Linked DNA regions of Mus musculus: regions 2, 3, 4, 5, 6 and 7 are each linked to region 1. Evidence: chromatin loops called from intact Hi-C (ENCODE). Cell type or tissue: heart. All regions are shown on one strand.

Region 1 (4,000 bases):
ACAGAGAAGAAAGCCTGGAGGGAGATGGCTCTGTGTGACCTTAAGTGACATTATTAAGCAGCTTTTCCCATGGCTGTGACCAAAAACCTGACAAGAAACAACCTAAGAGGAGGCAAGTGTATTCTGGCCCAGGGTTTGAGAGCGCAAGTCTCCCCCTGGAAACCACCGAAGATCATCAACTCGCCTCTGGAACCTCTCCGGTGAGCTCCCTTCATCCCCCAAACCCACAGTTTAGCATCCTCAAACTCCTGACCTTCACTCTTGCCTTCTTCTTTCCATTAGAAACACCCACAATTCCTTCAGTCAACCCAGGTGATTTGAGACATATCCAAAAATTGATAGTTTTAGACTTCACCACATCTACCCTTCAAGCTCCTCCAAGCCACACTGGGGAAAGCTATGCACAGATGCTTCGGACACAAGCATCTATGGGAAACCATTGTTCTAACTCCTGGAACTATCTTTAGGAGATGGAGGAGGGCAGAAGGTGAAAGGAAGGGGGAGAAGAAGGCGATGGAAAGGAGAGGGGGATGGTTCAGCAGTTAAGAGCTCTGGCTGCTCTTCCAGAGGTCCTGAGTTCAATTCCCAGCAGCTTCATGGTGTCTTACAGTCATCTATAATGAGATCTGGTGCCCTCTTCTGGCCTGCAGGCATACTTGCAGGCAGAATGCTGTATACATAATAAATATATAAATCTAAAAAAATAAAATAAAATAAACAAAAAACAATACCCTAGCTAAACGCAAATGAGGGGAAGAAAGGGTTTCTTCCTCAGATTATCACTGAGGGAAGTCAGGGCAGAAACTCAAACAAAAACTTGATGCAGAAATCATGGCAGAAGGTGACTGCTTGCTGGCTGGCTCACAGGCTCATGCTTAACTAACTTTCTTATACAATCCAGACAATCTGTCTAAGGAATGGTGCCACCCAAAGTGGGCTGAGACTGCCTACATCAATTAACGAACATGTTGATCCTTCACAGGCACACCACAGGCCAATCTGAGTTAGGCAATCCCTCACTTGAGACTTCCTTCTCAGATGACAGTTACAGTCAACCAGGACAGGCACAGCACATCAAAGCAGGCAAGGAATGGTGACAGGAGCTTGGGCATCTGGTCTCATGGCATCCACAGTCAGGAAGCTGAGAGAGAGATGAACGCGCCACAGATATTTTTCTGTTTGGTTCCTGTAGCGTCACCACAGACGTGCCAAGGTCAGCAGTAAGATGGCAGAGGCATAAATGCAATGACCCATCCTGGGGCACAGTGAGGTCACCAGACACACCCTCCAGGATGCTATGCCAGCTAAGCTAGCAATGTTGATGATACACCCCTGCTGCCACATAGAGACCATCAGCCAAACCCCAAAAGCTGCCCCTCAGGAGAGGGCATCCGTGAGCTGAGAAATTAGAATATAAGTTGCTGAGGCCACATGCCCCATCCCATGGGACCTCATTGGCATAGTCCCAGACTGCGGCCTGCCTTGACTGTGTGACGTTGTCTTATATTGTCTACTGTCATCCCCGTGACAGTTTCAGGAAGCAAGCATGCGGTGCTCAGCACACAGGCAGAGATTAGAATCAAACAGCTCGTCCCTGCCCACACAGCTAGTGAGTGAGTGACAGGGGCTGTCGGAGACTTGGAATCGAGTCACCTCTCCTCAATAGTCTTGATAAAGTGCCTACTATGAGGCCAGCTTTGTACAAATGGCACGATCATCCCTGAAAGCACAAGGAAGCTAGCTGGGACTCTTCCCTTTCATTGCTGGGAGAACTTGGACGGAAAGTCCCCTGGCTGCCGGAAACGCTACTGTTCAGTTTGTTTGTATGCTAGTTGCTACCTCATTCAGAGGGGAGTGGGGGGGGGGGGGGAACATGGCTAGGTCTGAGGGGACAATGGGAACTCATAGCTGCTCTGAAGCCAGCATTTCCTGTGGGTTTTCTGCAGCTGAAACAAGAAGCCCTTTGACTGTGGCTCCTGTGGGGTTCCAGGAAGCAAGCTGGCCTTTTCTGCTCTGAGAGGCCTTTGACAATGCGGAAGGAACACCCTGAGCGTGGGCCAAGTAGGCTGTCCTGCGGCCAGTGTCACAGAAGTGGTAACAGTTCACAAGCAACAGTTCCAAAACTTTACCCAGAGCCTGCAGGGTTCTGCAGGAAGGCAAAGGCAGCGTGCCCCAGTCCCAGGGTTGGTCTGCGAGCGTTTAGTAATGGTTTTATTAAGTACCTTCAAAACATACTCACTTCCCATCCTGTAGCGTAAAAGCCCAAAAAAGGTCTTCTTTGGGGTCAGGGCGCCCTCTGTAGGTATGAAGTTGTACATGCAAGAATGTTCTGCCAGTGGATGCCTGCTTGTCAGTCACATGGAGAAACCAAACACAGTATCCTAGGAGAGGGCCTTACACAGATGCCATTGCACAGAGATGGCGGCTACACAAGGTCCAGACAAAATCAAGCAAGAAGCCCAAAGCTCTGCCGGTTCTGGGATCTCCACAAGGCCAGTGCAAGCTGCACTCGAAGCCCTTGGTTTGTGTGATCAGCCTACCCCATTACCTCCTGTGCCAGTGATTTGCTGCAACACTGAGATAATACCACTAACTAAAGAATTCTTCACAGAACTGTTGCTGCTGGCTGCTCTCTCACATGCAAAGGAAACACCATTTCCCTGCATTCTGGTGGTTAAACAAAAGCCAGCATCCCCCATGAGCTCCTACAGTCCCTCTGCCAAAGGGGCCATTTCCCTTTTCAGTGGCAGAAGGAACACATGGCTATGTGAGGTGGCTATAAGCATTCCAAAACCCATGCTGACCTCAGGCTCCCTCAGGATCACTAGTACCCATCTCTTCTTAGCCCCCTACACACACACACACACACACACACACACACACACACACACACTCAACTTCTCCAGCTCAAGGGTTTCCCTCCCCTCTGCTACTCATTCTTCTCATAACCCTGCTATTATGGATATGCTCTCTTTTGCCCACAATCTCTTAGTCTTTCTATCTATCATTTATCTATCTATCTATATCTATCTCTCTATGTGTGTATGTATGTGTGTATATATATGTGTATGTGTAGTGTGTGTATGTGTGTGGTGTGTATATGTGCGAGGTGTGTATATATGTGTGCATGTGTATATATGTATGTGTGTATGTGTGTGGTGTGTATATGTGCGAGGTGTGTATATATGTGTGCATGTGTATATATGTATGTGTGTATGCATGTGTGTATGTATGTGTATATGCATGGTGTGTGCATGTGGTGCATGTATGTGTGTGTGTGCATGTGTATATATGTATGCATATATGTGTATGGTATATGTGTGCACATGCACACATGTGTCCTTCTTCCCCATCTCTCTGCTGGCCACATTCAATCTATTTTTTTTCTCTGTGCTCAGGACCCTTCCTGATGCCTCTGGCTGTTCTCTCCCTCATACCTACAATAAAAACCTGTCCCTTGACCGTACTGTGGAACAATCATCAGTTTATACACCTTTAGAGGCACAGTGCCAGGTCCAGCTCACCCTCCAGCCCAGCAGGACCTTGGGCTGCAAAACTGGGCACCCAAGGACTTGGATGCTGATTGAATAACATTTGTTCCCAGCATGCCCTCTGTGCTCTCTGATAAGAAAGGCATTCCCCGTGATTCGGGAACTTTGATGGTTCCTGATAGATGGTGGCGATAGACGCCGGTGGGAGATGGGACAAGGGTGCTTGAGAGCTGGTAGCTGTAGAGCTGGCTTGGGGTGCTCTGTGTCCTCTACTGTGTTCCACTGTCCCAGGCTTGGGATGCTCTGTGCCCTACACTGTGCCCCACAGTCCAGGTACTCCAGTGTTAAAATCATGACAATGTGTTTTTTTCTCTTCTGAAACACTTACAAGGCTCCTTTAGAAACTGTTGCCACTTTGATTGACCTTAAACATACAATGTACATAAAACATATGCCAGGAACTGAAGGACTGTCAGGGGAAAGACCCTTTGCTCACTAAAAAAGGAAAC
Region 2 (4,000 bases), 800 kb before region 1:
ACCCTGAGTCACACGCTAGCTGTTCTTCAAGCAGGCGCCTCTGGGAAGGATATCTGACTGCTCTGCTCTCCCCAGAAACCTGAATCACAGCATCTCCGGGGGCTGCTGGGAAATCCTGCCTGACAGTAAATCCGCTTTGTGTTTAACTGACCAGAACACAGGACTGATTTACTAGTTCAGAGCCCAAAGTGAGCTGATCTGCCTGAAAACTGATCTGGACGCAGGTCATCAGCCCAGGAAATGGAAGAAGTTGCCTGAAAGGCTAACAAATCTTCAGGGTTGAAATGATTCTCACTGCACGTCAGACATCCACTACTCCTTTATAGGCTTTGTAACTAAAATTTCACTCTCCACCCCATGCATGAGTGTATGTGTGTGCACACGTGTGCGCGTGCATGTGTGTGGTGTGTGTGTGTGTGTGTGTACACATGCACACATGTGCATGTGCAGTGCATATATAGGCCAGAAGGGAACTTTAAATCTCACTTGAGACAGAGTTTCTCATTGGCCTGGAGTTCTCCTAGCAGGCCAGGCTGGTGATGAGCCCCAGGAACACACGCCTGTCTCTGTCTCCTGAGTGTTGGGATTACAAGCTCACCTCAACAAACTTCACTGTGTGGGTTCTGGGATCAGAACCCGGGTCCCCAAACTTGCAGGGCAGGCACTTCATCGGCTGAGCCTTTGCTTGGTTTTTGCTTGGTTTTGTTTGGTTTTTGAGACATGCAGCCCAGGATGGTCTTGAACTTTGATTCTCCCTGCCTCTGTTTCCAGTTTCTGGGCTGACTGCCATGCACCACTAAGCTAGAGTGAGAGCTTCTGCTCTTCGTCCCATGAAAATTTGTCTACAAATGTTCTCCTTTGACAGACCCAAACCTTGAAGTTAACACTGCTCCCACATCACCTCTCATGGGCCATCCACCTTGTATTTCCTTTTTTGAGACCTGAGCCTCACCAAGTAGGCTGGGCTTCCCGGCCAGTGTGTGCCACCGATCCACCTCCCTCTGCCTCCTGAGTGCTGACACACCACTCCTGACTTTTGTATGTGGGTTCTGGGCCTCACACTCAGGGTCTTGTGTGTGTGTGGCAAGCGCTGTATCGACTGAGCCGTCTCCTCAGACCGTAGCTGCACCTGGCTTCCGAAGATGGGAAGCAGACAGAGACATTCCAGAAATAATCACCCGTTTTTTTGTTTTTGTTTTTGTTTTTGTTTTTTTGTTTTTGTTTTTTGTTTTTTTTTTGTTTTTTGTTTTTTGTTTTTTTTTTTTTTGTTTTGTTTTTTTTGCTTTATTCCAAGGAAGTGAAGACCTTGAGTTTGGAAAGACAGGGGTGGGGACAGCTGTGGTGAGACTGATGGGTGCTCAGAACAGGGAGATGTGGGGCTCCTCAGTGAACCCCACCAGCTGCCCTTTTGACAGCTCTCTTTGAGGATATTTATCCTCAAGCAAAGAGCGGTGTCACTGTTGGTTTGAAGATAAGTGTTTGCTGCATCAGGGTTAGAGACTTGGAAATTCTTGCCGGCTTTGATCACACAGAGGGGGGTGGGGGTGGGGGGATGGTCCCGGAGCAGGCCTTCCTGTGGTTTCTCCCACACCCTCTCTGAGGTGTGGTTTCTCAGTCTTTGTTGATCTCTCCTCGTCCTGGACTGGTCCTCATCCCGGGGTCTCACTCAGACACGTGGTTAAGAGGTGCTATTTCTCTCCAGGCCCCAGAGTTCCAGGAATAAAATTCCAAGCGGAAGCTGAGGCTTTGTGGCTGCACACACCCCCGGCTGCCACATGAGGGCACTCTCCATCCACTTGATTTCCCTCTGCAGCCTCTCAGAGGCTTCCCTTTATTTGTGCTGTCTTATGAAAGGGGAGTTGATCCCACATCAAAGCCCTCTCCCTGTTAGAAACCTCCCTCCCATCCCCCATCAGGCTGATGTCCTTTAGTGTCCTCTACAGCCAGTGAGCCTGTTACACTAACTTCTGTCCTAAGGCATCCCTCCCCACCCCCTTCCCACCCATCCCACAGTTGAGTCGGGAGCCTTGGGAAGGACAGGCAGAAAAGATAAGGTCTCCAGGGGGGCAGAAAACACTTGTTTTACAATCTGGTGAGGATAAGGAATTTCCGGCGATACTTTCTCTGTCACTGGGAGAAAGCAGCACTGGCCTTGGATTGTTCTTGCAGCTTCCCCAGATGGGTAGGACAACGTTAGGAACACAGGGACTCTAACCACTTTCCGTTTACCCCAGACCCAGCCCTGTCCCACCCAGCCCAGCAGAGATGCCAATTTGGAACAGAGCCTCATACTGTGTAACCCAGATTAGCCTCAGACTTCCAGCTATCCCCCTGCCTTAGTCACCCAAATGCTGGAATTCCAGGTTGGAGCCACCAGGGCCCAGCTCAGCTTCAGCCTCTTTGTTCCCTTCCGGGGCTGGTTCGTTCTTGTCACCCCTACACCACCAACCTCCCCCCTCATGTTTCTCTGAGTGCTCCAGCCTCTGCTTTGACCCTGAGGAGAACTAGTTGACCTGAGACCAACCCAGCCTCAGGCTGATGGAGACCTGGTGGTGTCACTGAGAAGGTCATTCCAGAGAGTGGGCTCTCTCCATCCCTCAGATGTTTCAGAGGAGGTGGGAACGTCCCTTGACATCCCTAATAAACAGTCCTGGAATAAATGTTTATTAATGCAGCAGAGAGCACTGGTCTCATGATCCTTTAATGCTGTAGCCGCCACAGCCTAGAGGAAGAGGATAGGCCCTGGAGGAGCAGCTCCATTTGAGGTACAGTCTTGCTAATCACAGGCTTGTCCCTCCAGGCTGCCCAGGAGCCAGCAGAGGTGACAGTGTGTGCTTGTGATAAGGGCCCAGCCACATCTAGTGAAAATAGTTCCTTGAGAGGGAAGCTGATCTGTTGTTTGAGTCTTTGTTAGATAATGATGAATGAATGCTGGACCTTCTTCACCATTGCAGTCGGAGCCAAGGCATTATCTATGGGAAGGCTGGCAGCCATCTTGCTACCTAACAGGGAGACTCAGGCCAAGTTCCTCATCAAGACGCAACAGCGAGACCAGAACCTCTTACTTACTTGTGCCTGACGTAGAGGCTCCATCAGGACGTTCTGTTCAGTCCGTTCTAGTTCCTACACCCCTAGGAAGGAAACGCCTGTCTCTCTCTCTCTCGGGCATAGAACCAAGGTGGCCAAGCCATGTGCTTTAAGCCGAGGCAGTCAGCAGTACAGCACTGGTTTGGATCCATTCCTGTTTATGACATAGTATTTTGCAATTAGAAGCATGCTTGCTAATGTGCAGGAACCGAGCCCAGAAGTAGTCCCTCCTTAGAGTACCACATCTTGGCAGGAAGCATCAGCAGGTGTGTATCTAGAAGAGCTGTTTCTAGCACCTTCTGTAGCAGTCAGCAGTAGAAGATCCATATACCTCTAGCTCCCCCATGTGTGGTGTGGTCCCCTTTCCTGCCCGTATGTCAGCCTGACCTCTCTCACCTGAAACGTAGCCTAGTTAGTTTCTTGGCTTCCATGCAGTTCTCACACAGCAAACTTCCGAGTCTCTGTCCTATCCAATCAAGGAGCCCCCATTTTGATCTTATCTCACTACAAGGTTCCAGAGCAGCGTCACTCAGTGCTGTCCATGTAAACAGAGTCGAAGTGAAAAGCTGTCCTGATAAATCCGGCGGGCCACTCCATCAGTGGGAGGTGTGGTGAGCTGATCAGCAGGGAGAGCGCTCACAAGGGAGCAGACATTCCGGAGAACATAGTGTGCTAGTGAGCCGTTCTCACGGCTGTGACCAAGAACCTGACAGCAGAGAGTTGACAGGGGGAGGATTGATTCCACCTCGTGGTATCAGAGGGAACCACCGTCCATCATGTTAGGGTAGACAATACAGAAGCGTTCTTCACTTTCTAGTAGGCCAGGAAACAGACTGAATGGCGAGCAGGCCTGGACTATAACCTTCACATTCCACCACCCCCAGGGTCTCACTTCCTCCAGCAAAGGCTCCAC
Region 3 (4,000 bases), 50 kb before region 1:
ACCTAAAGTCTCCACATGCATGGGCATACTTATCTCTGCATACACATACATCTGTCCACACATATGCAAACACATGTGTGTGTGTGTATGTGTGTGTGTGCATATATATGGAAAAGGTGTCTGAAGCCATGTTTGATGCTGTCCTGCCTCACATGGTCTTGGGTGTTCTCCCAGCAGGGAGTTTGGTTCAGAGCCTTCCTTGCGCTCAGCCTGCGTGTTCACACCCTGCGCACACCCTCAAGCTTCCTCCATTTCCATTTCTTCTGCCTCCGGCCTAGACAGGGCTGCCCCGCCAGGGTTCTGAGAGCTCTCCCCTTCATTCCTACACAGAGCTGACACTGCAGTTCCTGTGGCTGCAGGCGCATGAGCAGGTGCATCAAGGGCGTCAGAACACCTGCCACAGCCCGGCGTTGCACTGGGCACTCGCACACATCTTGTTACAAAGCACACCTTCCGTGGGGCATGGTGATGCTCACCTGGAGTTACAGCAGTAGGAGGCTGAGGAAGGAAGGAGGGTTGCTGTGAGTCTGAGGCTAGCTTGGGCTACATAGTTGTGGGAGGGAAGAGGAGTGGAAAGGACCTGTATTGTCCTGGCCAGTTAGTGATGGGGCAAGACTCCTGCATCATTGCCAATTCTTTAAAGTATCCATCCCGGCATTTTCAGCTAAAATTGGGCAATCTGAGCACGCCCAGAGGCATGTCAGGCTGTCACTTCAATTTTTCACACAGATGGTTTGAGACTTTTTCTTTCTTTTTCTTTTTCTAAGACAGGGTCTCTCTACATAGCTCTGACTGCTCTGGAACTCATTGGCTAGCCTCAGACAAGAGGTCTACCTCTCTCTCCATCGAGTGCTGGGGTTAAAGGCAGGTGCCACAGTGCCCAGTGTGACTTTTCTTTTTCAATTATGATCTTAACCTGAGCATGTTCAGGAATGACACTTCGGCGTGTGATAAGTACAGATTCTGCCTGCTAAATAAACCCCCATGAGTCCTTTGTTTGGGGAGACCATTGCCTGGGAAATAACTTTGTCATCTCCCCTCTGCAGGTAAGAACTCTTCCGTTCCTCTTCCTCCTCGGAGCTGACTTTGGTTTTGTGCTTGCTACAGTGATAAGCCCCTGCATCCGATTTCAGAACTCCTCGAAGGAGATGATCACTTCTAATATGCAAACTCGCAGTAGATACAGAGAGAGCCATGGATGTACACACACATATATTTCCACATCTCTTCTATCTGTTCTACTCAGAGGGCCTGGAGAACTGCCAGCCCAGACGCAAACATTATCCTCCGGGACGGAAGCAGAGCCCCCAGGCTGAGACAGCATCAAGATGAGGTGAGTCTAGATTATCTTATACCAAAACACTTAGAAAGCACTGGGAGACTGAGGCTCTGTCAATAGAACACAGGGGGCCACCTGAAGACGTTCATATATCAGATGACTTGAGCATCAGAACAGATGATAATGACAGCCCTCTTCATCCCCTTGTAGCAAAGTGAGGCCTGAGCACAGTGCTGACAGAATGCTTTGTGGTGAGAGGAAGCAGGGAACAGGTGAGCTGGTTCCCAGGGACTGTATGCTAAGACCCTCTAAGCTGTATCATTACCAAAAGGAAACGATAGCTCTGAGGTGGTGACGCCTAAAACCACAGCTTGTCAGTGATGACGGTGGATATCCAGGGTGGGACAGGACAGGCATAGGTTCTTGCAGGTCCCTGTCAGAGGAAGTGGAAGCCTCCGCTGCACCTGAGTCATCAATCAGATCAGTACAAGTTCTTCACATCCCCAAACATCCAGAGTCACAACTGCAGGCGATTGCATTGCTAAAGAGAAGGAGGAGAGGGAGGGGGAAAAGAAGGAGGAAGAAGAAGGAGGATGGGGCAGGAGTCACTGGCATTGGGAGTGAGACAGGTTCTAAGCCTGTGACACAGACTCTTCTCCAGGGACCCAAATTCTTTCCTAAAGGGCAGCAGAAGTATGTCTAAATCAACTTCATGACTTGGAAGCTACAGAGTAGTGGCCTGGGGACATATCCTTGTTTAGAGACATAGATCTTAGTCCTGGAGGGCAAGGAGGCACCATGGCTATAGCGTGCTGCCATCAAGTGGCCAAGCAAAGATCTGCAATGACTTGTGTGTTCAGTCATAGTCACAGAACGAGGGGCAAATGTGAGCTCAGCCTGTGACTTCCCTGATTTCTAAGTAAGTCATTTTCACTATGAGTTAAGCCAGCATCCTGTGCAGCCTTTTTGAAGCCTCCTCTTCCTCCCTCCTCTTTAGTGGTTGAGGAGACAGGGTTTGCTTCCCTTGTGTGATGGTTTGAATAGGCATGGCCCCCGTAGACTCATAGGTTTGAATGCTTGGTCATTAGGGAGTGGCATCATTTGATAGGGATTCGGAGGTGTGGCCTTGTTGGAGGAGATGTGTCTCTGGGAGTGGGCTTTGGGTTTCAAATGCTCAAGCCAGGCCCGGTGTCTCTCTCTGAGTCCTGCTGTATCTGGATGTAGAACTCTCAGCTCCTTCTCCAGCACCATGTCTGCCTGCATGCCACCATGCTTCCTGCCATGCTGACAATGGACTAAACCTCTGAAACCATAAGCCAGCCCCAATCAAAATGCTCTCCTTTAGATGAACTACCTTGGCCACGGGGTCTCTTCACAGCAACAGAACATTGACTAAGACACCTTGACTCTCTTTCTTTTAACCCTGTGTTGTTTGGAACGCTCTGCAACACAGTGAATATGAATTCCTGTGGTAAGCCGGGCAGTGGTGGAGCATGCCTTTGATTCCAGCACTTGGGTGGCAGAGGCAGGTAGATTTCTGAGTTTGAGGCCAGCCTGGTCTACAAAGAGAGTTCCAGGACAGCCAGGGCTATACAGAGAAACCCTGTCTCAAAAAACAAACAAAAACAACAAAAACAAAACAAAATGAATTCCTGTGGTAGATCCAGGCCAGCGTACTGAGGAATATGCTGCACACATGGGTGTCCAACAAATGCAGCTGGCCAATGATTTAACAGAAATAATGTAATAAGAAAGAGAAATAGTGTTTACACTTTGTAAATAGAGATGAATAACAAGAACAAGTGAACAAATTCGAAATTCATCAAAAAGAAAAGGTGCCCACAAGCAGTGAGAAAAACCAGACATTGAAGAAAACCTTCTGACTGGCAAAATCTCTTGCAGGTGCGAATATTACACGACAGAGGATTTCAGGACAGAAACGCCAGCCGTCACCTCACTCTACTTCAGAGCAAGAGGATTTGTTAGGTCACTGTGTTGTTAATGGTTAATCTTCTTATTGCTGTTAATTTTATGATCACAGTTAATTTTCTTGTTGCTGTGACAAAACACCTGACCCCCACACAAGGGGGGATTAATTTTAGCTCACTGGTCAAGGTGGCAGGACCTTGAGGCAGCTGGTCACATGGAGTCCACAGCCAGGAGTCATGTGGCACCCAGAGTCGGGAGGCAAAACGAGATGAATGCTGGCACTCAGCTCGCTTTCTCCTTTTCAGTGAAGTCCAAGTCCCCAGCCTGTGAAATGGTGCTTCCCATATTGAAGGCAGGTATTCCCTCCTCAGACCTCTCTGGAAACACTCTTGAAGAAACACCCAGAAATATATATGATTCAAGATCCCTTTGACAAGAAAGATTAACCATCATACACATAAATCTATTAACGTTTAACGAGGCTCATCCGCTACCCTTAGTCCATCAGTACTAAGGGCCCGCTTTACTACTGCGCTACAAAAACACCCAGAAGGACAACAAATGAACAGTCGAGCATTCGCGTAAGTATTTATGAAGCAGAAACTTTACATAAAGACATCTTGCTAAGTAGATTGGATTCCAGTTATGTATCTGCCCGTGGGATGACAGAATACATGGTATGAGCAATATTCTTAGAGACAGGTGACCAGTCTGCACCCGATGGGGCCTCTCTGGCTGCAGCCATCAACATCTTCGAGAGTCATTTTTCATCGCGTTTTACATAATAGCCAA
Region 4 (4,000 bases), 500 kb before region 1:
AGCCACGCCCTGCCTTCCTCTCTGGCGCTGTATTCCACAGTCTCTGCCCCGGTTTAATCTGCCCCCTCCCCCACCTCACCCCCAAGCACAGAGCAGGGTCTGGTAAAAAGTTTCCCAGAAAGCACTGCAGCACAGGACTTTTCTCAGACTTCATGTTTGTGGAATGCATACACAACTTCTGCAAACGGTAGGTATAGGGAGACCATCCAGAAAGACCTCAAAACCTGGAAATCTCAGGAGCATAATGTCATATACAGGTTGCTGGCATGTTTTACAAGGCCCATTCCTACGCATTACACCTGTATTTAAAATGATATATAAGAGATTGGACAATGTGCACGCAGAGAAATGCAGCTTGGGTGGGGACCCACTGTTTAAACTTCACCAGGATGTGTGCTCGTAGTAGGAAGCACTGCGACAGGGAAGGAGAGATAACATTATTAACATTATCTCTTCCAGGGAGGAGTTCAAAGTCCCAAACAAACCATTTCAGGACTCTGGGGACGTAAGGTGGAGCCAGCTCTGCCACCTGCTCCGGCCTTATTTACTCCTCCTGCCCGTGCATCTCAAAATAGAGCCCAACGCCGCTCTTCTGCAGCCGGCCGCAGGTGAGGCTCCCGGCGGTTGGGGGTAAAGGGGGTAGACAGGGCCGGAACACCGAGAGCAGGCGTGGGCCCGCTCGTGCATCGCTCCTGGCTCAGGTTCCCCGGCCCGCGCGACTACAGCTTGCACTTTTGCGTCAAGTCCGTCCCTCGGGCTTCGCCAGGCCGTGGTGACTCTCAAGGGTCCGGACATGGTGCGAGCATGTACGAATGAGAGTCCACACCCGGAGAGCACCGGTCGTTCCGAGGGCACCCGGGCTCGCGAGCACTCCGAAGCCGGCCGCCTGTCCCCGTAAGCCGAGGCCTCGCGCTCGCCGCGACCTGGAGAATCGCTCTCCGAGGACGCTCGCGCTCGCGCGCGCCCGACCGCGAGGGGCGAGTCTGGCCAGGAGGCGCGCCAATGGGCGTGGGCGGAGCGCTCGGGGCGGGGCCTGTCCGGTTGGCCAATGGGCGTGGGCGGAGCTTTAGGGGCGGGGACCGTCCGGCCACCGGCCAATGAGAGGGGGCGGCGCGCTCGGGGTGGGGTCTTTCGGGGCACCGGCCAATAGGCGGGGGCGGAGCGCGTGGGGGCGGTGCCGGGGCGGGCGGCGGCGGCGGGAGCCGGCTGCAGACGGAGCCGGGCGGCCGAGGACGCAGCGCGGCGCCTGGCGACAGCTCGAGCCGCGGGCGCAACGGCCGCGCGGGGAGCGCGCCCATGGGTAGCGCGGGACGGCGGCGGGCGGCGAGGCCCTGGCTTCTGCGCGCCGGCCCTGGCGGGGTCCAGAGGACCGCGGCTCCGAGGTGCGTGCCGGGGGGTGCGGGGTGCAGGGCGCAGGGACCGGACCTGCCCGGCTGCGCGCAACTTGCGGGCCGCTCCCCCGGGACTCCCGCTCCTTTGTACGCGCGGGCTCGCGTCTCCGCGGGTGAGGACCGCGGTCGGGAAGCGACCGGCAGCGCCGGCACATTCATTTGAGCCTGGTCGCAGAATCCCGAGAATCAATTTCGGCTCGTCTCCCGGAGAGCGAAAGCCGAGGACAACTTGGCGTCACCCCTTGGGGAGACGTTTGTCGTCATTAACCATCTTCGGCTACATTAATTCAGTCCGGGCCAACGTCAGCACGGGCGAACGGACAGCAAGTGCGTCCTCACGAATTGGGGCTGGGCGATACCTGATTTTGGTCAAAACAGGTCTTAGGCGCTTCGGGTTCTGCTTGGAGTTGCCTCGGTCTGCGCAAGGATGGCTTTGAGAAAGAAGGCCAAACAGCGAGGGGGAAAGGCAGAATGCAGAACACCCCAAAACCCAAGTCATCCGCAGAAAACGGGGCGTCTTGGTTATTCTCATTGGTTTTCCCCAGTAACTTCAAAATAGTCCCAGAAATGTTCCTTTTGTCTGCGGTTTCACTTCTAAACTTTAACACTAGATGGCTTTCTTATGACAGGCATTTTAGTCCGCTGCCCGCTTGAGTTTCCTGCGTCTGCAGTCTAGGCTGGGATTTATTTATTTATTTAACGTCTTACAAATTGGAATGAAAGGAAGAAACTATCCCAAACTGCTGCTTTATTTGAAACATAGTACTCCCCTGTAAGGCTTAAACTGGTTATTATATTTCTTTTTTCAAATATGGAAAGTGGGCTTTGATCTCTAGCGACCAGAGGTGACTACGAATGAGCGAGCTGCTTGTTACTGGGCTCTGCATCGCGGAGGTCTTGATGTCTTTGGAGAATGTGGAGTTCTTGGGTGGGTTTGGTGATAAGAGCTGCATAGATTTCGACATGCTGTTTATGGCTAGCTGGAGCGGTTTCCGGAACAGGCAGCAATGGGATCTATTGCAGGGGGTGGAGGGTGGTTGGGAGGGGGGAAGAATAGTCTATCTTCAGTTTTGGGCGCGTGTGAGGCTGTTCATGCCTAAGGGTTGACCGGCAGCATTTGAGGAAGATCTGTAGCTGAGTGCGTCTGCCTGAGTCATACTGAGGGTTGTGTCACGGACCTCTGCGTTTCCTTCTCCCCTGGTGAGATCTGGCTTGTCTCTTCCCAGCACGGCTTTTTAATGACTAGTACAGTCTAGTCATTAAACTAGTGCCTCTAGTTAACCGATCAGTGGCCACAGCAGATTCTTACATTCTGGGTTAAGTACTTTTTTTTTTCAGGGGGTCGGATTTGGGAATTAAACCTATAGGCTTGGGTATGATAGACAAGCACCCTACCACAAAGCTACATTCCCAGCCTCATTTATTGTTATTTCAAAACAGTGAGCCATTTACTATTATTTTGAAAGAGGCTCACTAAGCTGCCTAGGCTGACCTCACGCTATAGCTCAAACAGACTTTGAACTTGTGGTCCCCTGCCTCATGATTGGCTTGGATGACAGGTGTGCTCTGCTCCACCCCAATTCATTTTCCTTACTTTTGTTCTACAAGTAAAACATCACAGGTAGCCCAAGTCTTGCCCTGGTGGTAGGCAGGCTTATTAGCTGAAGAAATTGAAATTTGGCTTTATAGTTATTTCTTGTGGTTTGGCTGGCTTAAATTATAACGTTAAATTTGTATGTTCTAAATTAAAGTGTATTCATAAATAGCTAAAGGGGGGGGACCCCAACTGGGTAAATGTCTGGGGAACATAGCAAACAGGAAGGGCTTCCCTCAGTACCCACGTGCTACCTATAGATGGGGTGAGGTGAACTTGCATAAGAAGCCCTGTAGACATTTCCTCCGGAGGATGGAGAGAGCACAACACAGCATCCAGTTAGGAGGTGGAGGTGGAGCTTCTGCCTGGGAGTGCGGCTGAGAATTGCACTGTCTGGCTTAAGTGTATAGTTTTTAGAGCATGATTTTGTTATTGTAAAATATTAGGCTCTCGCCAAGAGCGTTTGCTTTAGCGCTGTAACTTCTAGCTTCGTTAGTGGGATCATCATCTTGGTCAAAGCTATGGAGTATACATTTGGAAGGTGCAACCCCTCTCCCCGTATGATAATGCATGGGCTCTTTGATACCTGAGCTTAGTCACTTTTCCAGAGTTTGGGGAATCCTCTTCACCTGAGATAAAAGGGACAGTTGGTTGGATACACTTGAAGATCTATTTCTGAAACAGGTGTTAGTACAAATCATTATTATCTGGTAATTGAAGCTGGCTTGACAAGGCCGTGCACAGGCCTCCCAACTGTGCTTCTGTTTACATGGACCTGCTTCTCACCCTTGGCTCCACCAGTACTTGTTAACCCCAGCTTTAGAGAACCTTGGCTTGTCTTTAAACTTCTGACCTCAATGTGGAGGTAGTTTTAGATATGTGTCTTTACAAAGACACCGTGAGTCCTAAGAGAACATGGACTGACCATACTTGTTTACTTAAGTAAAATATGAAGTCAAGCCTTGTAGACTACAAAAACCCGAGGTCTAGATTCTCTTCCTGAACCTACACAAGT
Region 5 (4,000 bases), 67 kb before region 1:
TGCCATAAAGAGAGACAGACAGACACACACACACACACAGAGAGAAAGAGAGAGAGGAAGAGGGAGAGGGAGAGAGAGAGAGAGAGAGGTTAATCTTCCTCGATCACACTCAGGGTCACTGAATCTAGAGCTAAGCTGCGTGGCCAGCAAACCTCAGAGATCCTCCTGAGTCTGTAGCCCCAGAAACCAGGTTAAAGGTGTGTACCCCTGCACCCAGATTTTTCACAGGGTCTGGGGTTCTAAACTCAGATCCCCACACTTGTGTGATAACACTTTATATCTGAGCATCACCGCAGCCCAGGGTACAGTCTTTCAAAGCCATGCCCTATCCCTTGATAGAAGTGGAATCTGTCTCTTTCCAGGAGATTATCTTCATCAAAAGCCAGTGTCACTATCTCTATCTAATTGAATCCCAAATGAAAGAGGGAGGGAGAGAAGGAGGGAGAGACGAGCCAGCCCCTGGGAATGGTGGAAACTGCTTCTTGGAGAGAGGACACTGCAGACAGTTAGGGGTTAGGTAGATCGAATACCAAATAACTCCCAGGCTCATGGCTGACCCCGAAGGCAATCTAACATCAAAATGCCTCCATCCCTTCCACTCAGCAAACAGACTGCCTGAGAAGGACCCATGGACAAGGGACAGCAAAGTCACCTCAATAACCAGGAGAAAGAGGTAAAGTTGGAAACTCAGAAAGTCACCAGTACCTCCTGAGGGTCTCAGGTGGCTCCACCTGGAAGGGAGCCTGGTTGGCAGAGGTCAGGGTCTCTCCCAAGGCCTTGCTGACCTCCTGCAGCTGGCCTGGGGACATCTGGGCCACCAGTGCCATCAGGTCACAGCCCGGCCACCGGAGCAGCACCTCCTGCTCCTCCAACTCTTGGCTCAGCCGTTTTTCCTTTGCCTCCAGCGCAGACATCCGTGCTTGGAGAGCTTCGATTTCCTTCTGCAGAGAGAGAGGGGGAACAGATTTCAGCCATTAACCCTGCTCTGCTGACAATGAGAGTGGCTAAATGATAGGGGGGCCATATGCACCGCAGTCGCAAAGCCCACCTACCCCACCCTTCCGAGGCAGGCAGATTCCAGAAGTTTGCTGAACCGGAAAAATCATGCCGCCAGCTTTGTGTTTTTGATGTGCTGGCAGGAAGGAAAACATTGCTTCCTCCCAAGCATTAAATATAGACAGGTGCGGGCCAAGGTTTTGATTTGATAAAACCCAGTGAATGGTGTGTCGCTCACTGGCTTCCCTTCTGGCAGCGGGCAAGTGAGGGTGCTAGCAGCTCATACCCCACACCGAGATGCCAGCTGTGAGCCGGGAGGAGAAAACCCTGTCCACAAACAATGAGGATTTAGGATGCACAGAAAGACAGGAGCCTTGGCTTGTCACAGCAATGGGATGCAGAGAACAAATGGCTGTTGGGCCATGGAGCCTAATGTCCTTTAGCATGTCGGACAGTTCGGTTCCCACAGTCGGTGAGGTGACTCTGTCCGCCAAGTGCTTGCCGTGCACGCACAAAGAGCTGCTGCTGCTGTTTCTTCTTCTTCTTCTTCTTCTTCTTCTTCTTCTTCTTCTTCTTCTTCTTCTTCTTCTTCTTCTTCTTCTTCTTTGTTTTTTGTTTGTTTGTTTGTTTTTGTTTTTGTTTGTTTTTCGAGACAGGGTTTCTCTGTGTAGCCCTGGCTGTCCTGGAACTCACTTTGTAGACCAGGCTGGCCTCGAACTCAGAAATCCACCTGCCTCTGCCTCCCAAGTGCTGGGATTAAAGGCGTGCGCTACCTTCTGATTCCCCAGAACCCATGGGAAAGCTGGGGTCCCACAGAATGAATTCCTCACCCCAGCATGAGGGTGTGGTGATCAGAGACAGGAGGATCCTGGGAACTTGCTGGCCACAGTCTAGCCCAGTCATTGAAATCTAGATTCAATGAGAAACTCTGGGTCAAAAATAAGGTGAAGGGTGATTGGGGTAAGTATCCAACATCAACTTCTGTCCTCCACATACATGTATGTGCACACACATGTGCACACATTCAAACACACAGACACTCACACACAATTTGCACTAATTGATTGACCTAGAATCTATGTTAATCCATAACTATCATCTGTCTCCAGGCCAACGCATAAACAAGCAGCAGGTGACTGAACATCGTGTGCTTGGTGCTGGGCAGATAGCCATCTCGATGCGTGGGAGTCTGAATACAGCACCAGGCTCTGCTGAGGGACACGCCCCTGTTCCCTTGCTGTTCCTAGCTGATAAGAGCACAGCTTAATTCCTGATATCTCCCCTATCTCCCGAATGTTCTCTCCACCCACGGAGCAGATTCTCCACAGCTTCTACCTCCTGCACCCACCTGCAGTCCCAGAGGAGAGAGATGAGCTCCAACACTCCCACCCAGAACTTCCGGCTCGCCTGCAGGCTGTGTTCAACAAGGCTTGGCTGCTCTGTCTGCCCTTGAGATCCACAGCTCGCTCTCTCTCTCTCTCTCTCTCTCTCTCTCTCTCTCTCGTTTTTTTTAGCAGTCAGAGCTAGCCCAGGACTCATCTTGCAGCCCAGGCTTGAACCTACAGCAATACTTTTGCCTCAGCCTCCCCATACTAGGAAGACAAGCTCAGGTCACCCTAAACTATAGTAAAAGAGGCATAAGAATTAGCGTCTCTGCCACCACACATGCTCAGTTCAGTGATGTCAGACACACACAAACCATGCGAGCAATCTCGCCATCCAACCACAAGACTCTATCCCCATTAAACACTAATTCTCCGTCCCCTGCCACCCGATCCTCACCCCCATTCCTTACCCCACCCACTCCCCACCGCACCCCAATCTCCTTTCCTACTCTGGGAATCTAAGTAGAATATTACAGTATCTCTCTTCCATGACTGTCTCATGCAGCAAACACAATGCCCTCCACATTCACCCACACTGTGCCCGGTAGTACAGTGCCTTTTGTAAGCCTAGTCACAGACCACAAAGTGCATCCACAACACACTTTGCTTGTCTATCCAGCCATGGCCTCTTGGGCTGTCATCAGTTATAGTGACTAGATGTCTTGTCTAGACAGCACTTTCTTTTCAGGTGTGTATCAACGATGAGCGGGACTGGGTGCTGGGTATGAAGAACTCCATTTTCAAATGTTTGAGGAACTGCAAGACTGTTTTCCATGACAACAAAACATCTCATTCTTCTATTAATTTTTTTTCCACTTTCATGGGAGTGTGGTGTGTCTATGTCCGCAGGCACGTGAGAGCACGTGGGAGCACGTGGGTATGTGTGCACGTGGAGGCCCAAAGTTGATGTTAAGAATCACACTGGATGGATTTTCCACTCTGTCCATTTAGGCTCTTCCCATGAATCCCTGGTGCTGCTGCCTGGTGCTTCACAGACTCCCAGTTCCTGCTCCAGGCTGCAGGCTCAGCAGTCCCAGCCCCCTACCCCCAACCCCGACCCCTGGCTGCTTCTCAGTCCCTGCCCGGGGTCTACTTAGAAAACTTCCAGACCCCTTTCCTGCCTCTGCTCTCTCACCTTGGAGCCTCATTTAGAGTTCTAACCCTGGGCACTTCCTGGCCAGATGTCACCACTGCTGTGAGCCAAGCATGGCCTCCACATATCTGCTGGTCATTACAGATGCAGCCTCACACCCGGGCTAGACTCAAAACCATGTCTCTTCACAGTGGTTTCCCAGAGTCCACCATGGTAGGGATTCCCACAAAGCATTCCTAGCACACCAGCGGCCACAGAGATTCCCAGACACACCAGCGGCCACAGAGATTCCCAGACACACCAGCGGCCACAGAGATTCCCAGACACACCAGCGGCCACAGAGATTCCCAGACACACCAGCGGCCACAGAGAGCAGAACCAAAGATCCTGACTCCCATCTATGCAACTGCAACCCAGTCCTGTGCAAAGGAGTGGCCGCTCTACCGCCTCCGCTTTGAGTCCTTGCACTGCAGTGAAGCAGAGGCCCCCTCACTGCATCTGACTTACATGGGTAAGAGAGGGCCCA
Region 6 (4,000 bases), 61 kb before region 1:
TTCCATCTTCCGTGTCTGGTCCCCAAAGTCTCCCTCTGCTACCCAGCCTTTCCTTTATGTTTCAGGGATGTTAATGCTTGATGCTGGTGGGAACCCGGGGGCCTGAGATCTAAGCTTCCACTCTCAGACTTGGGTCTCCACTAGGACCTGCCCAGTTGTGCAAAAACTTGAATCTTTCTATCTGGTTTCTGTCCCATCAATCGCTGAAGGGATGAGACCTATCTGTAAAATCCGATAGCGAGACTCAGAGAAAAGTACGGCAGAGAAATGAACGGGCAATGTCTTTACATAATCCCTGATAATAACATCTGCCGATTCTCCCTCTCGTGCCCTGTGTGCCCATTCCAATCCAAGGGTCGCTGTGCCCTGCAACACTGCAGTCTGCCTCAGCGTCTGCCAGAAATCAAAGAATTGTATGCTCAAGAGAGAGGAGAGGAAAGGCCGGTGCATGCCACCCACACTTGCTCCTGAGGTCCTGTCCCAGGGGAGCAGACGAGCCACACTGATGCATCTTGGCAGTGCCAGTGTCCTGTCTCAGTGGGTAGAGAGAGCCTTCCTGTGCTTTGTTTCTTATCTTTGTCAGATGCTGCTCCTCTCAGAAGGGTCGCTGATAAGAGATATTCTGCATGCGTATACACTCTCGAACACACACACGCACAAGCACACACAAGTGCACACACATGCACATGCACGCGCACACACATGCACACACAAGTGCAGCTAGGTGACAAGAGTAACCAGTGTGGTGTCCATATTATTGAGGAGCCAGAGAGAAGTCACATGGTATGCAGTGGGGGGGGGGGGGGGGAACAAGGTATCAATGAGATGAGATTACCAGTCAACTGCTTGCTACAGCTGCCAAAAGCTTTTGAGAAGAGGACATTTTCCTTCAACTGAGTGTTGACCTTCTAACCCTGGTGTGTCAAAGAGGTTGAATCAGAAATGAGAGGTGACAAGAACAGGCCTAGAAGTCCTTCCCCCTAAGTCTGTGGGATAGGTGCCTACGCCAGCCGTTGCACATGCAGAGCCCCCACCACCACCATGGGCTGCTGCCCTCAGCCCCTCCTGCCCTCCCCATGGTCAGAGTGAGGGGTGGACATACTTCCTTCCCACTGATTGGATCAAAGAGGAAGCAGTCGGACCTGCTACCACCATCAGAAGTCAGAGAGCCCCGGCACCTCAAGAGTTGGGGGTTGTTTTTCCAGGGTATATAGCTGTCCAGTTTGGGTTCTCCTGATAGCTGGGCCTGAGGCAAGGATCTCAGTAGCTTGTGTTTAGAGAAGCAACCAAAGACACTAGAGAATAGGATAGCAGCGTAACGATCCACAGCAGACAGACGAGGCTAAGAATCTGACCTATTGTTGACATGGCATGGTGACAGGACCATGCGGGGGTAAACGTGGAAATGCCCCCGTGTCTGTGACATCCACTCAGGACATTGTAACAAAGGGGGAAAGTGCATTGCCAGGCTGGAAAACAGCAGTTCTCAAACTTCCTAACGCTGCGACCCTGTAATACAGCTCCTCGCACTGTGGCAAGCCCCGACCAAAACATTACTTTCCTTGCTACTTCATGACTGTAATTCTTCTACTTTATGAACAGTAATGTAAATATCTGATAAGTGACTTCTGTGAAAGGTTCAGCCAACCCAAAGAAGTCATGACAAGTTGATAATCACTGTTGTAAAAGCTAAAAACCACCTTGTGCCACCTTGCACAGAGGAGCGGCATTTACCTCACCCAGAGACCAGTCCCCTTACTGAGCAACAGAGATTTCCACCTGAGAGACAGTGGGAGGACCTGATTCAACTGTCAGAGCTACTCAGTGACCCTCCAACCCTAGTGACCTCAGTGCTGATATAAACAGTTCTCGGGGTGGGTAGTTAAGCTTACTTGAGAATTTGAGCAGTAATTTTAAAACCAAGAGACAATAAAAATAAGTAGATGGTAAAGTCTGAGGTTACTTTCATAACCCGAGAAGCTGAGAGACCTCCTCCTCCCATGGCCAGATTGACAGGGAGGCTCAAAATCTGAGGGTCTCAAGAGACACCCTGGCAGTTTGAATACAGGAACATGCATTGCTTTCATCAGATTCTCAAAGAAACACTTGATCCTAGAAAGATAAAAAGAAACTTGTTTGAGTTACTAATCTGTGTTGAAAGCTGGCCATGTTGACAAAACTATTTTATTTCTGCAGGAAAAGTCCCCAGCATTTAGAACAGCCTTCTTCCGGGGTCTCGGGGCTGAGCCCCGAAGAAGTTTGTGTCCAGGGACCCCTGGTGGTCATCATGAGGACTGCAGGAACTTCTGTCCTGAGGGTCCAGCTGACCCTGGTGAGTACAGGCAAACTTAGGCCACAGAGAAGCTGGCACAAGCAAAGGCTGACTTTAATAATTAGCAGCTATGTAGCCGTGCCCACGTGCTCTGTAAGAATGTGATAATGACGCAGATGTCAAGTCATTTCTAGCTATCATAATAACAGGACAGGTAAGCTTGACAAAAGAAAAACCAAGAATAAAAAATAACTAAAGGGATAAAAACCCAGCCTCTATCCCTGGGTTGTAGCATCAGAAGGAAGCCTGGCTGAAGGGAGGTTCTCCCTCCAGCTCCCCCAACCCTGTGTTCACACATATGTTTGTGAACTGGTACAAACGTGTATACATATGTAACTCCCGCACCAAGTCAGTTGGAGGGGTACACGGTGCAGTCCTCCTCTGGGGACAGTTGTCCTTCACAATGAGGGATATTCAAGGCAGTAGATCAAAGGCTTGGGACAGAGACAGTCACCCAGGATACTCCAGGAAGAGTCCGTGAGATGTGACCGACAGGCAGAGGGTTGGCACGGGGCTGGCTTTACTGTCTTGGAGGATGAGCAACCATTAGTGACTGCAACGGGATTCTCGGGAGATTGGAGAATTGTGCAACATTCTGCTGTGTGGGTAGCTGGTGCTGGTGCTGACTAGTCAGAGGTCAGCGCTGGTAAGGCTGGGGTCATAGAGGCTTTGAAGGTCACACAGAGAGTGAGGTCATCCTGAAAGCCCAGTAGCCACTGCTTCCTGCAGGGTCCTCCTGACTGCTTTGGGGGAAATGGATGATATACCAGAGTGGAGTTAGAGAAGCCAGCAAGGTGAGAGGCTGCTGCAGTGCGAGCAGAGGAAGCCTCCAGTGGCTGGAGGCTGGAAAGGTGACAGAGAATGACAGAAAGATGACAGAGATGACCAGAGCTAGCAACCCATGAGTTAGAGGGTAGGAGGATGGAGTCCTGGGGTGTTCCTGAGGTGCCTGGAGGTAGAAACCATGAGACAGGGAGCCCGGGAGAAGAGGAGGAGGAGGCATGAGGACAGGGATAATAGGTTTAGCAGGGCTCCTTTTTAAAGATGGTGGGTCTGGGAAGATAGCTCGGAGGATAAAGTGCTTACTGCACAAGCATGGGGATCCAACTTCAAACCCCAGAACCCACACAAAAGACAGGCCGGCTAGAGGGCCTTGTAATCCCTGCCCTCAGAAGACGAAGATAGGGTGATCCCCAGGTGATTTGGCTGGCTAGACTAACAAAAACCAGTGAGATCCAGGTTTAGCAAAAGGCCGCACCTCAATAAGGTAGAGAGCAATCAAGGAGGACACTCTGTTAACTTTGGGCCTCTGTATGCACAAACACACACACACACACACACACACACACACACACACACACATGTATATGCATGCACATGGCTAAACACACATACATGCACACACACGTACACATGCATACACACACGTGTACACGTGCATGCACACACGTACATACACACATGTACATACACATACACCATGCACATGCACACGCACATATGGAAATGCATATATATATGCACACATACACAGGCAAAATAAAATTTAGAGCAGTTTCTTTGGCAGGGTTTTCTAGAGGAACAGAACCAAAAGAATGCATGTATTGTAAGAAGGAATTAGATTGGCTTACACGCTAGGCACTGGCTAATCCAACTATGCTGCCTGCA
Region 7 (4,000 bases), 98 kb before region 1:
TCTGAGTTGCTGTTTCCCAAGATCCAAAAGCAGCTGAACCCAGACTATGACTCGGTTTTATTACATTCCAATCCGTGGAAGCTTTAATTCACACAGGAATTTGTTTTCTTTTAGTTTTAATTACGTGGATGCACATATGCCTCTGTATGCATGTACATGTGAGTGCATTACCTGTAGAGGTCAGAAGGGGGTGTCACTCCATGAGAACTGAGGAGCAAGCATGGGTCCTCTGCAAGAATGCTTGCTCTTCCCCATTAAACTATCCCCTGGTCCCTGAAATACATTTTTTATTTCTTCTTACCAACTCTTGGATGGTTCATTTGAGTGATCTAAAGCCACACCTCCTCAGCCTCAGACACAGGCGAGCAAACCCACAGGGAGAGGGTGGCTGACCCAGCATAATACTATCATGAACGGAGCACAAAGATTCCCCAGCGCGAGCCATCTGCAGTTCAGTCGTCTCCTGTAACAATCTCCCGTTCCGCTTGTTTATGTTTTATTCATCATCTTGAAAGTATTTAGTGAAGTAACAATGATGAGATTCACAAATACTGCACAGCGCTTTTTTTTTATATAAAGATATTAATGGCTTTAAGGGCTCACGCACCATTCAAATGAAAACATCGTTGGGTTAGATTTGCTCAAATCTGTTTACATCTCCTTGATTCTTCCATAGAATCCATTCCCCCGTTTTGTGTAAAAACTGAGTGCTTACACTGTGAAACATTTTGGTTTTTCTTATTCATAAGACTTAAAAAAAATCGACTACAAAAGTCTGCTGGAGCTCTACCGTGCTCCGGTCAGTCATGACGAAATGAGCCAGCCTGCAGGGCCTGGGACCCTGGAGCTCCCCCCTCACTGTGCGTGCTCCACACACAGCCTTGGGCTGCATGTGGCAAAACAAACAAATGAATAAATAAAAGATTTGGCCTGTAAGAGAGAGAGGGATGGCTGGGCAGTGGTGGCCCATGCCTTTAATCCCAGCACTTGGGAGGCAGAGGCAGGCAGATCTCTGAGTTCAAGGCCAGCTTGGTCTACAGAGTGAATTCCAGGACAGCCAGGGCTACAGAGAAACCCTGTCTTGAAAAACTTAAAGAGAAAGAGAAGGTAGTTCAGTGGGCAGAAACCCATGCAAGCTCCGTGAGCCGAGTAAAGGTGGACTGAGAAGTGACTCCTGAAGGTTGCCCTCTGACCTCTGCGTGACCAACGCAAAAATAACACGCAAAAAAGAGAGAGACTCTCTGACCCTTTCCTCTCTCTGACTCCCTTTGCTCTCTCTGATCTCTTTCTCCCTCTCTTCCCTTCCCCCTCGTCCCGCTCTCCAAGTGTCCCTGGCCAGCCCCTAATTCTCCTCCCTATCCCACCCCACCCTGTGTCCCTGTCCTCTGTCCCCTCTTTCTCCTCTTTCTCAGCCTCTATTCCCTGCTCACCCCCCCTCCCCATGCCCCCAAACAAACTCTATTTTATACTAAAAGAGGGAGGAGGGGCCCGGGAGTGAGTGGGGCTCTGTGGTTAAAACTGGAGCTGCTCTTACAGAGAACCATGAGTCCTGTTTCTAACTCCCACATGGTAATTGTATCACCGGCTCCAGGGTCATCTGGCACCCTCTTCTGGCTTCCTCAGGTACTACACTAACATGCACAACCCCACCCCCATACATAACTTAAAATAAAAAATTAAATACTTCATAAGGAAAATTTAAAGAGTTAAGGGAAATAATGCTAGGCTCTGAGCTGTTGAGCCAGATGGGGCTTCATTAGCAAGAGAAACCATGATCACTGGCCATCTGATTCAAACAGGGAGGGAACAACAGCTCACACCGTTCAGGAGAACTCTAAAACCTGGGCTGCTCCTCCCAGAGTGGCAGGCCTAGCCCTGACAGCTGGAGGTGTGGTTCCTTGTTTGGACTTTGAACACTGGTCTTCCCTGACGTGGATGTGTGGAATATGCAGGTGGTGTCTGTTAAGTGGAACACAGGGCAAATAGCATTTTGGCCCTTCTGTAGGCCAGTGCCAATGTCACCCGTGTCCTTCTCCTGAGGAAAGAATCAACCCTCAGAGGACACCCCGACAGAAGAGTCACCCCCTGGTCCCTTCTCAGTCCCCCGTTGTCGGCCTGTGGCCTGCATCCTGGAAGACTGAACCAAGGGAAAACCTCTAGCTCAGGATGTGTGCCCGGGGGTGCAAGCTACACAGCCCATGGCATGAACCAACAAATGCAGAGCAGAAAAAGTCAGAGAAAGGCAAAGTAAAAGCTAACAGGTGACCCTACCCCGTTACCCAAGGCTCATGCCAACAATGTCCCCCATGAACTGTCTGGGTGCTCTCTGCCACTGTCACAGCAAGGTGATCTAGCCACAGGATCCAATAATATCAGCACTACATTGCCCTGAGGCTTTGGCTGGGGGCTACTCACTGTGGGCGGCGTCCTGGAGTGCCAGGTCCTGCCTGCACCTGAGGTGATCCTCTTTGACGATGCCCAGCCTTCTGCTGTTCCTGGAGCTGAGTGCCAACAGCCTGCCCAGGAACATCTCTAGCCCTTCCCGCTCTGACGACAAGGCCCAAATCTCCTCCGTGAGCTCCTTGGCTGTGGAGAAGCAGCTTCCTGCAACACAGTGGGGGAGAGAGGAGGGAAGGTTTCGTGTGTGAGCTTTTTAATAATATTTGCATTCTTTGAAAGTTCCATGCATTTATATAATGCGTATTGATCGCTATGTGTCCACCGCGATATCTGTGGACCTCCCTCTAGTACCTACACCGTGTCTTCCTCCCAACTTCATGTCTTTTTATTATTAATAACCCCTGATTAGTGCCGTCCGTATGTGCATGGGTGTGGAGGCCATCCATCAGGCCATGAGCAACCTGCCAGCAGCCATGTCCCCAGAGGAGAATGACTCTCCCTCCCTCAGCAGCCCTCGCCTATCAGACCACCTCCGGTGGGGCGGGAGAGTCTCTTCGGTGCCTCCCCAAACATGCTGGTATTTTCTGTAAATGAATTGTGAGATTCTCGTGTGTGAACACTGGAGACAACGGTATCCTGCTGCATCACCAAGAGGTTGGGTACACCTGGAAAGGATGCCTCTGAGAATAATACAGAGATGTCCAGAGAAAGTCCCAGGTATCACTGCACCCAATACCCAAATGTCCAAGGACAGACACAGCAAGCACGGTGGAAAGGCACTGGCCTGGTAGTTAGACTGCAGATAAATTAAACCCTCCCCCTTATCAAAATTTGAAACATATTTGATAGCTAATCTTTTTTTAAAGATTTATTTATTTATTTTAAGTATATGAGTATACTGTAGCTGTACAGATGGTTGTGAGCCATCATGTAGTTGCTGGGAATTAAACTCAGAACCTCTGCTCACTCTAGCCCCGCTCTCTCTGGCCCAAGGATTTATTTATTATATGTAAGCACACTGTAGCTGTTTTCAGACACACCAGAAGTGGGTGTCATATCTCATGACGGGTGGTTGTGAGTCACCATGTGGTTGTTGGAATTTGAACTCCAGACCTTCAGAAGTGCTCTTAACCGCTGAGCCATCCCTCCAGCGCTTGATGGCTAATCCTAACATAGCTGAGAAGGGGGGACCTCAATTGAGACATTAACTCCATCAGATCAGCCTGTAGGTACGCCTTCAGGAATTTTGTTCTTTGTTAATTGATGTAGGACGACCCAGCTCACTCCTGGTGGTGCCATGCCTGGACAGGTCTGTCGTACCGGGCCAATAACACAGCAAGGCCCTGAAAGCAAGGCAGTGAGCAGTATTCCTCTGTGGTCCCTGCTTCGATTCCTGCCTCCATGTTCCTGCTGGAGCTCCTGCTGTGACTGACTCCCTTCAGTAATGGTCTGTGACCTTTCCTCCCTGAGTCACTTTTGGCCAGTGTTCTTATCTCAGCTACAGAGACTCTAACTAAAACAACAGGAGAATAAATGAGCAAGTTTGGCATAAACGTGTTGTGAAATACGATCGTAATAACACCTGAATTGCAGGTGGCCT

Evidence for each region. A loop is a pair of places that touch in the nucleus more often than their neighbours do. Peaks named below come from ENCODE experiments on the same cell type or tissue, not always from the same donor. Only the 100,000 strongest peaks of a DNase experiment are listed, where the experiment ranks them.
Region 2: it touches region 1 in a loop (5-fold over the local background); 16 of 42 quality-filtered maps call a loop at or near these places.
Region 3: it touches region 1 in a loop (2.2-fold over the local background); 8 of 42 quality-filtered maps call a loop at or near these places.
Region 4: it touches region 1 in a loop (4-fold over the local background); 10 of 42 quality-filtered maps call a loop at or near these places.
Region 5: it touches region 1 in a loop (4-fold over the local background); 4 of 42 quality-filtered maps call a loop at or near these places.
Region 6: it touches region 1 in a loop (3-fold over the local background); 7 of 42 quality-filtered maps call a loop at or near these places.
Region 7: it touches region 1 in a loop (8-fold over the local background); 16 of 42 quality-filtered maps call a loop at or near these places.

The regions. Positions count from the first base shown.
Region 1 is chr8:125,065,350-125,069,349 of GRCm38, reverse strand. All of the region lies in intron 1 of Disc1 (disrupted in schizophrenia 1), which reads right to left. Among named protein-coding and RNA genes, the nearest start is that of Disc1, 13 kb to the right of the region's middle. In heart, CTCF peaks have their summits at 645 (motif pointing left), 2,095 and 2,297 (motif pointing left); DNase peaks (open chromatin) are centred at 1,509 and 2,019; H3K27ac peaks cover 1,295 bases.
Region 2 is chr8:125,868,786-125,872,785 of GRCm38, reverse strand. The region is part of intron 8 of Pcnx2 (pecanex homolog 2); the gene reads left to right. Among named protein-coding and RNA genes, the nearest start is that of Gm46061, 19 kb to the right of the region's middle. In heart, no CTCF peak of the experiment used is centred here; no DNase peak of the experiment used is centred here; H3K4me3 peaks cover 656 bases; H3K27ac peaks cover 2,889 bases.
Region 3 is chr8:125,114,921-125,118,920 of GRCm38, reverse strand. All of the region lies in intron 3 of Disc1 (disrupted in schizophrenia 1), which reads right to left. Among named protein-coding and RNA genes, the nearest start is that of Disc1, 63 kb to the right of the region's middle. In heart, a CTCF peak has its summit at 2,101 (motif pointing left); no DNase peak of the experiment used is centred here; H3K27ac peaks cover 722 bases.
Region 4 is chr8:125,567,037-125,571,036 of GRCm38, reverse strand. Sipa1l2 (signal-induced proliferation-associated 1 like 2) reads left to right here and starts at 1,174. Exons shown (of 22, transcript NM_001357372.1): 1 at 1,174-1,382. In heart, CTCF peaks have their summits at 965, 2,000 and 3,227; DNase peaks (open chromatin) are centred at 1,056, 1,676, 2,076 and 2,376; H3K4me3 peaks cover 3,826 bases; H3K27ac peaks cover 2,479 bases.
Region 5 is chr8:125,132,215-125,136,214 of GRCm38, reverse strand. It overlaps Disc1 (disrupted in schizophrenia 1), which reads right to left. Exons shown (of 13, transcript NM_174854.2): 6 at 706-941. Among named protein-coding and RNA genes, the nearest start is that of Disc1, 80 kb to the right of the region's middle. In heart, no CTCF peak of the experiment used is centred here; DNase peaks (open chromatin) are centred at 1,064 and 2,264; H3K4me3 peaks cover 329 bases; H3K27ac peaks cover 1,724 bases.
Region 6 is chr8:125,126,776-125,130,775 of GRCm38, reverse strand. The region is part of intron 4 of Disc1 (disrupted in schizophrenia 1); the gene reads right to left. Among named protein-coding and RNA genes, the nearest start is that of Disc1, 75 kb to the right of the region's middle. In heart, a CTCF peak has its summit at 2,287 (motif pointing left); no DNase peak of the experiment used is centred here; H3K27ac peaks cover 1,293 bases.
Region 7 is chr8:125,163,597-125,167,596 of GRCm38, reverse strand. Disc1 (disrupted in schizophrenia 1) reads right to left here. Exons shown (of 13, transcript NM_174854.2): 9 at 2,416-2,604. Among named protein-coding and RNA genes, the nearest start is that of Disc1, 110 kb to the right of the region's middle. In heart, CTCF peaks have their summits at 186 (motif pointing right) and 1,615 (motif pointing left); a DNase peak (open chromatin) is centred at 1,576; H3K27ac peaks cover 1,909 bases.